Regions from separate parts of the Homo sapiens genome. Here region 2 is linked to region 1. The links are chromatin contacts, found by Hi-C or POLR2A ChIA-PET in ENCODE. All regions are on one chromosome and are shown on one strand. The core of a region is the stretch at or near the end of the contact, and the rest is flanking DNA. Distances in the headings are between cores, read along the strand shown. Region 1 overlaps KL (klotho). Region 2 overlaps LINC00423 (long intergenic non-protein coding RNA 423).

Region 1 (6,834 bases), core at 1,830-4,329:
GATTGTTTTGCTGGAATAGAGACATGTGACTGTCCTATATTAGGAGAGGAAGTGAATCTGGAGTTGCTGACATGGGAAGAGACTCTCTGGGATGATAAAAGCCAAACTGACCCAAGCATAAGTGCATGTGTGTATGTCTGTGTGTATTTCTGTGTGTGTGGTGTGGTGTGTGTGTGGTGTGTGTGCATGTGTGTGGTATGTATGTGGTATGTGTATGTGTGTGTGGTGTGTGTGCATGTGTTTAGTGAGGGAGAAGGAGAACCCACCTTGACAGTAATGGTTACTTTAGTGACAAATACAGTTGTTAACATCTAAAGTCCCTGGAGTTCTTCTTCAATCCTTTGTCCTTGTCGTAAAGTCCCTTTTCTTCCTTAAGCTTGTTTTAGTTAGGGCTGGTCAAATGCAAATATAGAGTTCCTTAATACAAATATAACCAAACTTGAGATTCTATAAGAATCCGTTTAGTTAAAAGTACACTGTAACAACCAGGCAAGACAAAGGTCAGGGTAGTTTTTGAAAATCATGTTGTAATTTTGGAGTTTTGTTACTTAAGATTGTTTTATCTGGACTTTTCCAAAGTAGGTGACAATAAAGGGCTTATTTATTTGTATTTAAATAAAAACTTCCTTCAAATGAAATAAAAAAGATTTCATAACTTACACTGGGTAAATACATCAATAAATCAGAGATTGAGCTTCTTGCTTCATTAATTTATCTGTACAGAACTAATTAACATTAGTTAAATCATTCTATTCAATACTAAATCATGCTGCGGTGAAAATCATTCCAAGTCATTGACGCTAGGTTGTTAACAAAATATCCAGCTTGTGACCAGAATCCATCTAACCCATTAATCACAGAATTATTACTGGAGACACAGAGGGGTTCCAATTCCTGGTTTTTGTATCTCTGTTTTTCTAATAGCAACAAAATGAGAACCATGAGGGAACAGGTAGGGAGGCATAGGCTAGATGAGAAAAAAGAGACAAGAAGATAAGGAACTCAGATAAGTGATGTTTTCCACAAGGTCAGCAAAAGTATTCCATGGTTCATCAGTCAAATAGGATTTTTTCAGTAAACATCTATTAGTATAATTGCCAATAATTCCACAATACCCTCATGAAAGAGCTACTCTCCAATATCAACAAAACTGAGACAAGCAGTTTTTCCTCTATAATGGTCACTTTTATTTTCTAAACATTCTACTTCTGCCTCCTTATCTAATTCTCCTGCTTTAAGTTATCAACAGCAGATGCCAACAGACTCTCCTTGAGACTTTCTTTAACAGGCTCATTTATAGCTCTTTGCTTTTGAAATAACTCAATTCATCTTGCAGTAGAGAACGCTTTTCACCCAAAGAAAAAGTGGCATGTGAGTGTGTGAGGATTTCTACATCATTGAACAGGATACAATTACAGGAAAATGAAATATGCTTTATGGAGTGGTGGATAGCGGAAAGTCATCGGCCTGCTCTTTCCCCCTTCTTTCGCATTTGCCTTTTTGTGGTAGCAGTTTCGACATGGTGTTAAGTCAAAGTTTTTCATAACACAAACTCCACTTGTGAAATCAACCTATGAGTAGCCTCAGCAATTTTGAAAATCAAAATAGAAGAGATTAGGAAATATCACAGTGCACTGCCTGTAATAATGGTAAGTTTTTTCTGTGAAAATTTTGTTTCAATGGTGTATATTCAACATGGAAAATGCCTTTCTTACTATGGGTCAAGATCAAAAAAGTTTGGAACTCACTGGTCTAAGTGGAGGGGGATTTTCATTCCAGAAGTATTTATTGAGCATCTATTGTGTGCCTGGCATGATTCTAGCACTTTGGGGCACAACAGGGAACAAATCAAAGAAAAACCCGTGCCCTCACGGAGATTCCATTTTAGCAGGAGGAGCGACAACCAACAACAAACATAATAAATGTAAATTATAAAGAATGTTCTAAGGCAATAAGTGCTATGAAGAAATAGAGTGAGGTAAGGAAGGCCTGGGGTGCCACGGAGAGGAGATACATTTTATTTATTTTTTTTTTTGGTGGCACTCACAAGAGTCTTTATTTTCCTTTCATTAAATGTGTTGTGATTTTCATCTTTTCATTTACATCTCTACAGAACAAAATCCGTTTGTGTCCCTATTAGGCAAGAATCCTTCCCATCGCTATCAGTTTTCTACAAGTTAAAAACTACCCTTACAGAATTTAAAATGCCCTAATCCATGGTAAGCAGCAAATTGAACAAAGGTGCACTGCCTTCTTCACCCCCAGAGAATGAGGATAGGAGAATGGGATTAACTAGGCAGGCCTGCCTGAGGCCTCAGTCCAGATGGACACCAATAATCCTGCCTCATTTCCAAGTCTAGGAAAATTTTCTGTACAGTCTCCCTTTGTGATCATAAATAATCTCCAAAGATTATATTTTATCACACAGAAAAACCTGGTTTCCTTGAGCTTTAGCCAGATTCATTTACAAATGTTTGACAAGGGGTGTTAATTAACACTCTATAAGCCTCTTGGCTCTACAGTGTACAGCATATTAAATTCAAAGAAACAGCTTCTGTCTGGGGATTTCATAAGGAATCTCAGATTGCCTTTTCAAAAGAAGGCAATCTGAGGGTGTGTGTTCATCTTTTTTAAAAAAAAATGCTTTTATACTAGAGGGTTTGTGTTTGTCTGTTTTTATCTTTTTTAAAAAAATGATCTTATTGGTTCTTCTATTCAGAAGCTAAAAAAACAAGCCCAATAAATTCATTATCACACAGTTTCATCCACAGCACCTGTAAATTTGGTGACTTCCTGTCTCCTCGAGGCCCCCAGAAGTAGTCAGTCTTCTCCGCTGCTCGTAAAGTGGGTTGCTGGAAGTAGAGAAGACTAGTTCCGGGGGCCTCCAGGAGACAGGAAGTCACCAAATGGGGGTGGTTAGAGGTGTGCCTCCTTTGAGAAGGAGCTTGTGACCATAGACTTAAGGAAAGTGAAGGGTTGGTTCTGTGGCTATGGCGGTAGGGCAGGTTGGGAAGAACCTTCCAGGCAGGGAGAAGAGTAAAAAAAAATAATGCCCCAAGGCACAAATGCAAGACCTTCAGTGTGGCTGGATGGCGTGGGGCAGCGGGGCAGGAGTCAGAGTTGAGACAAAATGTGTTGAAACACCTTTGAGAGTGTTTCCAGAACAGGGAACTGCAGCGTTAACTGCTGCTTGATCCCCTGTGACGAAAGGGAAATTTTTAAAACGGCAAGGCTTAAACGTGAAAGGAAAAGATAAAAAGCTTTTTAATCAAATTGTAAATGACATGGTTTTTCACTCTCCCATCTCCCGTATTTCTCACTGAGTAGCAGTAAACACAGGAAACAGCCACGCATAAGTTATACTGTAACTCCTCATAAAGGATCCTCTGGCTTCTTTCATTTTTCGGAAATGAGAATTGTGAAGGAAGAAAAAAGAGAGATCTGAATTGAAATGCACTTTTTCAGGACTGCTATTTGAGTTATCATGTAATGATTATTTCATTAAGCAAATATTTACTCAATAGACAAATTATTATGCTGGGCATCGTGAGGGGTCAAACATAGGTACATAGAATAATTACAGTATAAGTCTGAAAGTGAAAACGCCAGAAGATGGATTTTTTTTTTAATGCAATGGCGATTCAGAGGAAGGAAAGATTCTTTCTTGCTGAGGGAAATCAAGGAAGTCTTCCTGTAGGAGGTAGTTTCTAAACCTTATATTGAAAGATGTAGATCCTGGAGAGACGGAAAAAGGCATTCCAGGCAGATCACTGTGAGCTGGAAAGCCAGTGATGCTGTGGCAAAATGTATTTTTTACAGAAAATAGATGGGTATCTCCCATGCCCCATGATCTTTTACGATATAACCTGGCTGTTCCTCCCATTGGCGGATCTGTGGACCCTCCCCCTTGAATCTGTGGGCATGTGACTGCTCTGATAGAAATGAAGCTACATGATATCAAGAATAAGTGAAAAGAAGAAGAAGAAGAAGAAAAGAAGTCCATACCACTTCCTCCTAGTTCTCTTGGGATGCTTGCCGGGAGGGAAGCTAGTTTCCATGTACAGAGGCTACTAATCTGAGACCACTTGTGTAAGCGAGGCCAACAGAGATGCTCTGGTCCACAGCCAGGCTCAACCGCGGATCACATGTGTGAGCCGTCTTGCATGCCCCACCCCGTTCAAGCTTCAGATGACTGCGGACCAGAGAAAAACTGCGTGGGTGAGCCCTCCCCTAATCCTGACCCATAAGTTTGTAAACCAAATAAAATGGTTATTTAAAGCAATTAAGTCTGGGGGAATTACGCAGAAATAGTAATGGGAACAGATGTATCTGGGTTAGTGTTTTTGTAATGATGTAATGATGACACTCTCAGATGTCAATTAAGGTTAAAGACGTTAGTGGCAAGTCATGACTAACATTCTTGTCCATTTCAGATGCTGATGTGGACGAGGATGGTCTAGGCATTTGCTAGCACACCCCTAGATGTAACCTGTGCAATGCGGGAGGCAGCCTGGAGTCATGGAATGTACACTGGGAATAGGGGTTCAGAAAACCTGAGTTTTGACCCCAGCTCTGACCCTTGGTACCCACAGGAAAGTCAGCTAAACTCTCTGGGTCTCTCAATGAATTTACCTGCCCCAAAATACAAAAAAAAAGGACTCTAGAAATTATCAAGCATTATCCAGTGGTATGGGTTTTTTAAATTACTTTAAATTAATAAATGCATTTATATAGTTTAAAATCAAATAGTACCAAAGGCTTATCATGAAAACAGTAAGCATCTCCCCCAATCCCGTCTCTAACCCTCACTCCTGCTCCCCACTGGCAACCTTTTAGCTCTTTCTTCTCGTAATAACTATCATATTTCTAAATACTATGCTATTGTGAAATTTAATAATTCATTAGGATAATGAGGAGTTAGCTCTTTTACATGCCCCATTTTCTTCCCTTATTTTCCGAAATGTCTGTTCTTATTTAAATCATTGTTAGTATTTACATGAAGATTCCTATATAAATGTTCATTTTAGAGCCAAATAGGGCACTATAACATTTCCCTTTTCTAAACAGCTTTTAATTTTCCCTTGAATAAATAATGACCTCATTATTAAGCGTGCAGAATATTCTATATGTGATTTTTTCAATGTGTTAGTGATTCTCTATCATGTTTTCTATGATCGTATCTATTCTGTTGAGTCTACTTTTTCACCCAGAGCTCTTCCTTCCCTGCTAGAAGTTTCCAGCCTCCAAGTCCAGTTTGGACTAGATGCTGTCAAGAGCTGCTCTCGTCCTGGGAGTTTCCTTTATTTCTTATGGATTGAAACCATACTTTTTCTATATACTATTTCTTCCTATGTATTTACTACAATTTTGCTGGTGCATATCTTCCATTAGCTTCTTAGGAAACATGACACTGAAGGTGAACTTTCAATACCCTTACATGTCTATACATTCATTGAGCTAGGAACTCAGTCGGCTCTTTAAAGTTAAAAGCTCATGTTCTTCAGTTCTGGGGCATTTTATTATATTATTTCTTTACAAATTTCCTGACCTGTATTTCCTTATTCTCTCTTTCCAGAACTTCTATTAGTCTGATGTTGGATCTTTATGAATATCCTTTAAATCTTTTTCCCTTTCAAAAATGTGTTCTATTTCTTTATCATCTTGTACTACTTTTACAGCATTGCTTTGACCTTACTTTTCAAATATTTTACTAAATATTTTGTTTCAACTATTGTGTTACTGATGTTCAAGAATTTTTTATATGTTCTGATGGTTCCTGTTTCAGTTTGTGTATGTGTTTAATTTCCTGCATAATTTATTTTCCCTGGTTTGCTTTTCTGTTTATTTTATTCTGTTTCATGTTGATAGCTTTCCTCAAATGTCTTTCACCAGCATTGTCACCCCTTGCCCTTCTGTTGTACCTGCTCCCTTTTAAGCCTGGGTTCCTGATTATTGCAGGAGACAAGACTCCTGATGTCGGGAGTCTGCATGCCATTCCAAATTCATCATCTCCAAGTGTGGTCTAGCAAAATAATTTGCACTTATGATCATGCAACAGCCATCAGTTACTTTGAGAGATTATAGAAAATAAGGCGCTTGAAGAATGAAAATTTTCTCAACTTTAAAAGGGAAGATAATGTGAATTTCAGAAATAATAGACTCAAGCAAAATTAGGTAATGGTTAACAAAAATGCATCAGTACTATGGAAGGGAAGATAACTAGGAGACAACATGGATTCCTAGAATAAATTTACCAAACTTAGCTCAGAAAATTTTTATTGTATTATATGGTGCTATGATTTGAATGCTTGCCCCTCCAAAACTCATGTTGAAATTTAATTGCCATTGTAATAGTATTAAGCGAGACCTTTAAGAGGTCTCACTTTAGGCCAATTAGGCAATGAGGTCTCTGTCCTCATCAATGAATTAATGCTGTTATCATAGAAGTGGGTTCAATATCTCAGGCATGGGTTCCTTGTAAAAGGATGAGTTCAGCCTCCTTTTGTCTCTCTCTTGCCCTCTCACCTTCCACCATGGGAGAAAGCAGCAAGAAGTCTCTCACCAGATGCCAGAGACTTGCCCTTGGACTTCCCAGCCAACAGAACTGTGAGGAAATAAATTCCTTTAAAAAAAAAAAAAATAGGGCCAGGCGCGGTGGCTCACGCCTGTAATCCCAGCACTTTGGGAGGCCGAGGTGAGTGGATCACAAGGTCAGGAGATCGAGACCATCCCGACTAACACGGTGAAACCCCGTCTCTACTAAAAATACAAAAAATTAGCCAGGCATGGCGGCAGGTGCCTGTAGTCCCAGCTACTCGGGAGGCTGAGGCAGGA
Region 2 (7,013 bases), core at 2,053-4,552, 190 kb after region 1:
TACAAACACACACACACACACACATACACATACACACACACAAAGAGTATCCCTTATCTGAAATGCTTAGGACCAGAGATGTTTCAGATTTCGGATTTTTTCAGATTTTGGAATCTTTGCATATACATAATGAGATATCTTGGGGATGGACCCAAGTCTAAGCACAAAATTCATTTGTTTCATATATTCCTTTGTGTGTAGACTGAAAGTAATTTTATACAATTTTTTAATAATTTTGTGCATGAAACAAAGTTTATGTTAACATGAAACAAAGTTATGTTAAGTCCTTATGTGTGGAATTTTTAACTTGTGGTGTCATGTTGATACTCAAAAAGTTTTGAAATTTGGATTTCAGGTTTTCAGATTAGGAATGCTCAACCTCTAATGTATATGTGTATGTGTGTGTGTATATAGATACACATATATATATGGACATGGAGGATCAGTCACATTTAAAAATAAGAATAGGGAGGTAGAGAATAAATAAAATAGGGAAAAGGAGAACCTAGGGGATAATTCAACAAATCCAAGAGACCACCGCTTCCTTTAAAACCTAGGAGGGAAGTCATCTCCTCCAGGGAGCCCTCTTAGATTGACTGGGACCTATCTAATCCTCCACTAGTTATTCACTCAAAAGAGCCCAAGAGTCTATTATGTGCAAAGGCTACCGAGTGGAGAGGGACCTAACAGAGTCTCCAAGAAGCTTAGAAGTTAGGGAGTAAAGATGAATTGGTAAATAACTTTTTCAAGATGAAAAGCAGAAGTGACATGAGAGTGTTACACAGAAGAGACAGGAATCACCGAACTTCATGGTGGGAGACACGGCTTCCCCTGGGAAATGAGACTGATGTGTGGGTCAGGCTGGTCTCTAGTTTTCACTCCTGTGAATGTGCCACATTGGCTGGGGTCCCAGAACAGTGGGCATGGCTCCAGTTTGTCTCCCCAGCTGGGTCATGTAGCCGAGCTAAAGCACACCCAAGTTTTCCAGGCCTCTCCTACCTTCCTAGGGGGCCTGGATGGTGGCTTGCATGCCTCAACTCCCTGGAACTGCCTGCTGAGGGCAAAATTTCCTCTCAGGCGGTCGAACCAGCAGAAACACAGATGTAGCAGACCACCTGAAAGTAACTGCAGCATTTAGTGACATGTCTTCCACATTCTCAAGTCATTCAGCTCTTAGCAGACACAGGGCTGGATGGAAGCAGTCATTTTGTTCCCCTCGTTGGTCAAAAGATGCTTTTGATGAATCATTTCTTTATTTAGTTTTTAGATTGCATTCCACCTCAGGGGGAAAGCTCTCCAAATGAAACCGTTCATAAGACCAGGTAAAACCGCAGCAACTTTTAAGGCTATCCCTGAAGGTCAGCCAAAAGCCAGATCTCAGATTTCATTTGGAAATCTGCCAGAAGGGATGTTCTTGGATGCCGCGTGCTACCCACAGGGTCTTCCTGCCTCTCTCTGACAAGCCCCCTTGGATACTGCCTTGAAGAAAACAGTTTCTGGAAGTATAAGAAGGAGTACAATTGGTCGGGCGCAGTGGCTCACACCTGTAATCTCAGCACTTTAGGAGGCCGAGGCGGTTGGATCACTGGATTCAGGAGTTGAAGACCAGCCTGGCCAACATGGCGAAACCCCATCTCTACCAAAATATACACAAAAAATTAGTTGGGTGTGGTGGTGCACACCTGTAGTCCCAGCTACTCAGGAGGCTGAGACAGGAGAATCACTTGAACCCAGGAGGTGGAGGTTGCAGTGAGCCAAGGTCATGCCACTGCACTCCAGCTTGGGCAGCAGAGTAAGACCCTGTCTCAAAATAATTAATAATAATAATAATAATAATAATTTAAAAAATAAATAAATAAAGGCGGAAAACTGGACAAAGGAAAATAGCCATCAAGGGTCAAATTTCCCCTAAGAAAGGGTTTTCTGCTGACCAAGGACAGGATAAGGCAAGCACTCCTCACATTTCCACAGAGGAGAAAGGCGGGGAGCAGCTTGCTCTAAGCCTTAAGCAAAGTTGGGGGGACCACAGTGTGACTATCCCTAGCAAAGCCAGCCTCTGAGCTGACCACTATTATGACCTGCTCCCCATCTGCCGCTTGGAGGGACACTATTAGCAATTGGCAAGTTGCCAGTATCCCATTTATTGGCTCATTAATAATTCCTCTGGGCTCCCAAAGCAACCATTTGATTCCAAATAGATCACAAAATTCGCCACTGAGATATCTTTACCCTTTCTGACATTTCATGAGAGCAGAGGCAGAAATTCACACCGGAGAGTCTGGGAGTTGATACTGGAGACAGGGTTAATGTTCTCCTTTCCCCGAATCTACAGGGGCCTGGTTTGCTCTAATCTGCCTCCAGGAGGTGAGCCACCACCCTGGCTGGGCACTGCTCCACTTGCTTATGGTGGTACCTAGGGCCTTGCATCTCAAAGTGTGGTCCCCAGACCAGCAGCACTGGCACACCTCAGAAGATTCTTAAAAAAGCAGACTTTCAGGCCCCATCCCAGACCTATGGAATCAGATCCCGCATTGAAATAAGACCCACCCCACCAAGTAATTTATACACACCCTAAGGTGCTCTAATTTATTTGTAGGAATAAATGAATTTATCCCAAGAAAGTAATCAGATGCATGCACAGCTTGCAGGTACCCATGGGTTGAATGCGTCATTGCTTAAAAAGACAAAAACTGGGGCAGGGCCTGATGGCCCATGCCTATAATCCCAGCACTTAAAGAGGCCAAGGCGGTGGATCACTTGAGGCCAGGAGTTCAAGACCAGCCTGGCCAACATGGAGAAACGCCGTCCCTACTAAAATACAAAAATTAGCCAGGCATGATAGCACACACTTGTAGTCTCAGCTACTCAGAAGGCCGAGGCAGGAGAATGGCTTGAACCCAGGAGGCGGAGGTTGCAGTAAGCCAAGATGGCGCCACTGCACCCTAGCCTTGGGAACAGGGTGGGATTCTGTCTCAAAAAAAAAAAAAGGCAAAAACTGGAAACAAACCAAATGTATTGAAGCAATATTTATTTGAGTGCCTTCTATGTGACACTCAGAAAATAAGAGCTACAAAACAGAGACAGTCTTAAAAATATGGTTCATTTGGGGGGGATGGAAAATTGCATAGCCATTTTTTAAATACCTCTTTAAAAAAAGAAACCAAAACCTACTTCTAAAAGTAGAAGTAGGGCCTCTAAGGCCCTATTTCCTGCCTTCCAGGTTGGCTCAATTATTGTGACTGTCTCTAGGCAAACAGTTCGTGCAGGCTGCTAGGCTAAGGACATTTCCCTTTGCTAAACAAACAAGCAAATGCAGACAGGGCTCAGCTGCTGTAGCACATTGGAATTGCTTGTGAAATGAATTAAGATCCATTTCCAGGGCTGTGCTGTCTGAATGTAACTGCGGGCTTTCACCCCGCCCCCACCTTTCCCATCCCCCAAGGTATAGTCCACTCAATCTCAGGGGCACATGACCCTCTGGTTGTGATGTCCAAGGTGCTCAGTGGATTTACACGTCACTGTGTCCATTATTTTTCCTAAAAGGAAGACAGCTTAGATAAACACCTCCCTTTAAGTCAAATGTAAGTTTGTTCAACTACAGCCACAAGAAGGATAGCAAATTCCGGAGAAGGACCTTCTGGAGAACACAGCAATATTATCTCGCTGGCCCAGGGATGGGTTTGCAACTGCTCTCAATGGCTGCCGTACATCATCGCTTCACTGAGTATTGTCCAGGCAGAGCAAAGTCACTCAAGCAATACTTCTTATAATCAAGGCAAGTGGTCAGCGGCTGCCTTAAAAAAAAAAAAAAAAAGCCTGGAAATACAGTCCCCAGCCAGAGTAAAGATCCTCCTCTGCGACCTCACAGCCCAGCTGGATGGGACCCTGCAGCGCTCTCACCTCTCTGCTCAGGAAAATGTGGCTGCTGCGCGTCTCAGCCCAGCCGAATTTGATCTTGTGGATTTCATGTCTAATCTCAGCCTAGATTACTCGGGCTTGTTTGGCCCGCTCTAGCATGCCTGGTCTCTCTATTCTCTCTTGATTCTCTCCCATCCTTATTCATCCCTCACTCATTGATTGATTTAATTCAACAACCAAGCCCCCTGCTGTGCTGGATGTCAGATGTTCTAGGTGTGCTCAAATGAAGGCCCTTTTCATTTTCCGGAGGAGTTCACTTCCCATGTTGGGAGACAGTAACAGGAACAAATCAGGCTGCCTAGGTGTTCACGATGTCACCAATATTGGGAAGTTACATTTTGTAATATTTTAATAAAAATAGCTTTTCTGAGCCCAACCCCCTCCCACCGCCTACTGATCTTTGGCTCTTAGTTTCTGCGCCTTCCAAATTCCCTCCTCCATAGCTCACCTGGCCTTGAGGCTTTTACAAACTGCTCTGGCCTGCATCCTGGATCTCACTCTAGAAACCACTCTGCTGGGGTCATTCCGGCAGAGCACCCAGCTTCCCCTCTCTCTGTGGCAGAAAAACCTGATTCTCTCCCACTTTGTCATGAAAAGTCCCTTCCCTGCCTGCGTATCTCTCCAGCTCTTGCCTTATAAGTTAGAAGGCTCATTGGGTTGACTGCTAACCAAGCGCCATCTAGTAGAAGACTCCAGGTTTTGACAGTGCAAATTACAGTCTTTTAACGGGATCAGATTCTCAGGCCCCTCCCCCTCTTAATAGCACCTCTGAGCAGAAAGATGCAGTGGAGATTTATCTCATTTATGCTTTGACTCATGACACACATGTGCATGCACGCTCACATATCTTCATACACTCATTTACACATGCACTTACATACACACACATACATAAACACATACATACATACTCACACTCATGTACACACACACACGCACTCATGCATATGAACATCTTCTAGAAGGAGGAAGCAAATTGTGTTAGGTTTCTAGTCTTTCCCTTCCTGCTATAGACAATTGCAATGCAAATATGACAAATGATACAGTCAGAAGCAGATTTATCCTGAAGATAATGAAGCTTAAGCAACTGGGCTCTTTACTTGCACCAGACTGGTTCCTGGGGTGGTCTAGGTGGGGAGTGGAAGTCAGGTTGCAAACAGGAGGCATTTCTGAAAATGTCCCTAAAAATATCTCTGAAGAATGAGACCTGGATATCTAAAACTCTAGTAGTTTTTGTGATTTCTTTTCTTATGCTAGATAAATATTTGCATTCCTAGCTGCTATATGTGAATGTCTGTACCCCAACCCCCCACACATCACATTCACATGGTGAAATCCAATCCCCAAAGTAATGGTACTTGGAGGTGGGGCCTTTGGGAGATGGTTAGATCATGAAGGCAGAGCCCTCACAAATAGGATTATTACCCTTATAAAAGAAGCCCCAGAGAGCTCTCTTGTCCCTTTCACCTGCGGGGACACAGTGAAAAGACAGCCATTTATGAACCAGGAAGCAGACCCCCACCAGACACCAAAGCTGCCAGCACCTCCATCTCGGACTCCCCAGCCTCCAGAACTATGAGAAATAATTTTTTTTTGTTTATAAGCCACACAGTTTGTGGTCATTTGTTATAGCAGACCAAACAAAGAATCTAGCCAATTTTCAGCCAGGCGCTGAAACTCATACCTGTAATCCCAGCACTTTGGGAGGCCGAGGCGGGTGGATCACTTGAAGTCAGGAGTTTGAGACCAGCATGGCCAATATGGTGAAACCCCATCTCAACTAAAAACAAAAAAATTAGCCGGGCGTGATGTCACATTGCCTGTAGTCCCAGCTACTCAGGACGCTGAGGCAGGAGAATTGCTTGAACCCGGGAGGCAGTGGTTGCAGTGAGCCAAGATTGCACCACAGCACTCCAGCCTGGGACACAGAGCGAGACTCCATCTCAAAAAAAAAAAAAAAAAAAAAAAGAATCTAGCCAATTTTCTATTTGTGATTTTATATTTTTTGCTTAAAGAGGCTCCCCCAAATTATATTTGCTTCAGCTGCTACAAAATCTGAACTTATTCCTTTTTGCATTAAAACAGGAATTCTCAGTCTTGCCACTGTTCACATTTGGAGTTGGATAATTATTTGTTGTGGGGGCTGCCCTGTGCACTGTAGGATGTTTAGTAGCATCATTGACCTCTACCACTAAATGCCAGTAGCACTTTCCCCTACCTCCTTGCCAGTTGTGACAACCAAAATCTCCAGACATTGCCAAATGTGCCCATTTGAGAGCCACCATCATAAAAGGTTACAAAAGAAGCTATAAAAGAGGTTACAAATGGCTATAAAAGCAGAGGAAGAGAATCAAGATGGAGAGGTGAGTATGAAAGGAGGGACAGGAGCTTTGGAAGAACAGAGATGTTGTGAAGAACATAGTGAGCACTGGGTCTAGGGAAGACAAGGAAGAAAAGCAATAAAGGAATATGTGTAGATACGTAGTCTGGGGTGGATGGGGGAATCCCATGGCATAAATTTTATTAGGAAAGGTAATGAATTTGGTTTGACATTTTGTGTTAGGTACCCCACGGGGAGGGATATATAGGAGGAGTTGTATAGTAAGTTGATGGATATGGGGATCAAAAGAGAAATCAAGACTGAAGATTAATACATAAATTTGGTCCTTGTCAACTACATGGAAATTGAAGCCATGAGAAAACAAATTTTTGCTTAAAGACAGTGAAAAAAGCCAAAGACTAAATTCTAGGGAACATGAACTCTGGGTGGGAAGAAGAGAATCAACCAGTGAAAGATACTAAAAAAGAGTGGACAGATTCTGGCTGAAAGCAAGTGACCCAAGGCAGTAATTCAAATCTGCAAGAAAATAACAAAGAGCAACAGTAAAATAATTATGCCATTATAAAAGACAGTTTAACTGCAATTTTTTTCTCCTTTCTTCTCTTCACTGATTTTAAAAGCAATTGTATATAATAATATGTATATAATATACAAAGGGCCTTCAGAAAGTTAATGGGAAAATAAAATTAAAAGATAAAAACAAAAAGTATAAACTTTACCTTTCAACATATGCTCCATCAAGCTCAAGACAACT

Evidence for each region. A loop is a pair of places that touch in the nucleus more often than their neighbours do. ChIA-PET counts read pairs that join two places held with the same protein, here RNA polymerase II (POLR2A). Pooled maps may share reads with other maps.
Region 2: a pooled map shows a loop between it and region 1 (2.2-fold over the local background). The contact joins two enhancer-like sites. A Hi-C loop is called at or near these places in 1 of 168 maps with a recorded cell type or tissue (vagina) and 1 of 50 pooled maps. POLR2A ChIA-PET finds 5 or more read pairs at or near these places in 1 of 52 experiments (activated CD8-positive, alpha-beta T cell).

What each region holds. Positions count from the first base shown.
Region 1 is chr13:33,029,742-33,036,575 of GRCh38, reverse strand. The region is part of intron 1 of KL (klotho); the gene reads right to left. Among named protein-coding and RNA genes, the nearest start is that of KL, 17 kb to the right of the region's middle. Within about 2 kb of position 3,079, at least 4 of the 41 ENCODE cell types and tissues checked have a DNase peak (open chromatin) inside an H3K27ac peak, as active enhancers do.
Region 2 is chr13:32,835,425-32,842,437 of GRCh38, reverse strand. All of the region lies in intron 4 of LINC00423 (long intergenic non-protein coding RNA 423), which reads left to right. Among named protein-coding and RNA genes, the nearest start is that of LINC00423, 73 kb to the left of the region's middle. RefSeq lists an enhancer at 4,878-5,037. Within about 2 kb of position 3,302, at least 8 of the 41 ENCODE cell types and tissues checked have a DNase peak (open chromatin) inside an H3K27ac peak, as active enhancers do.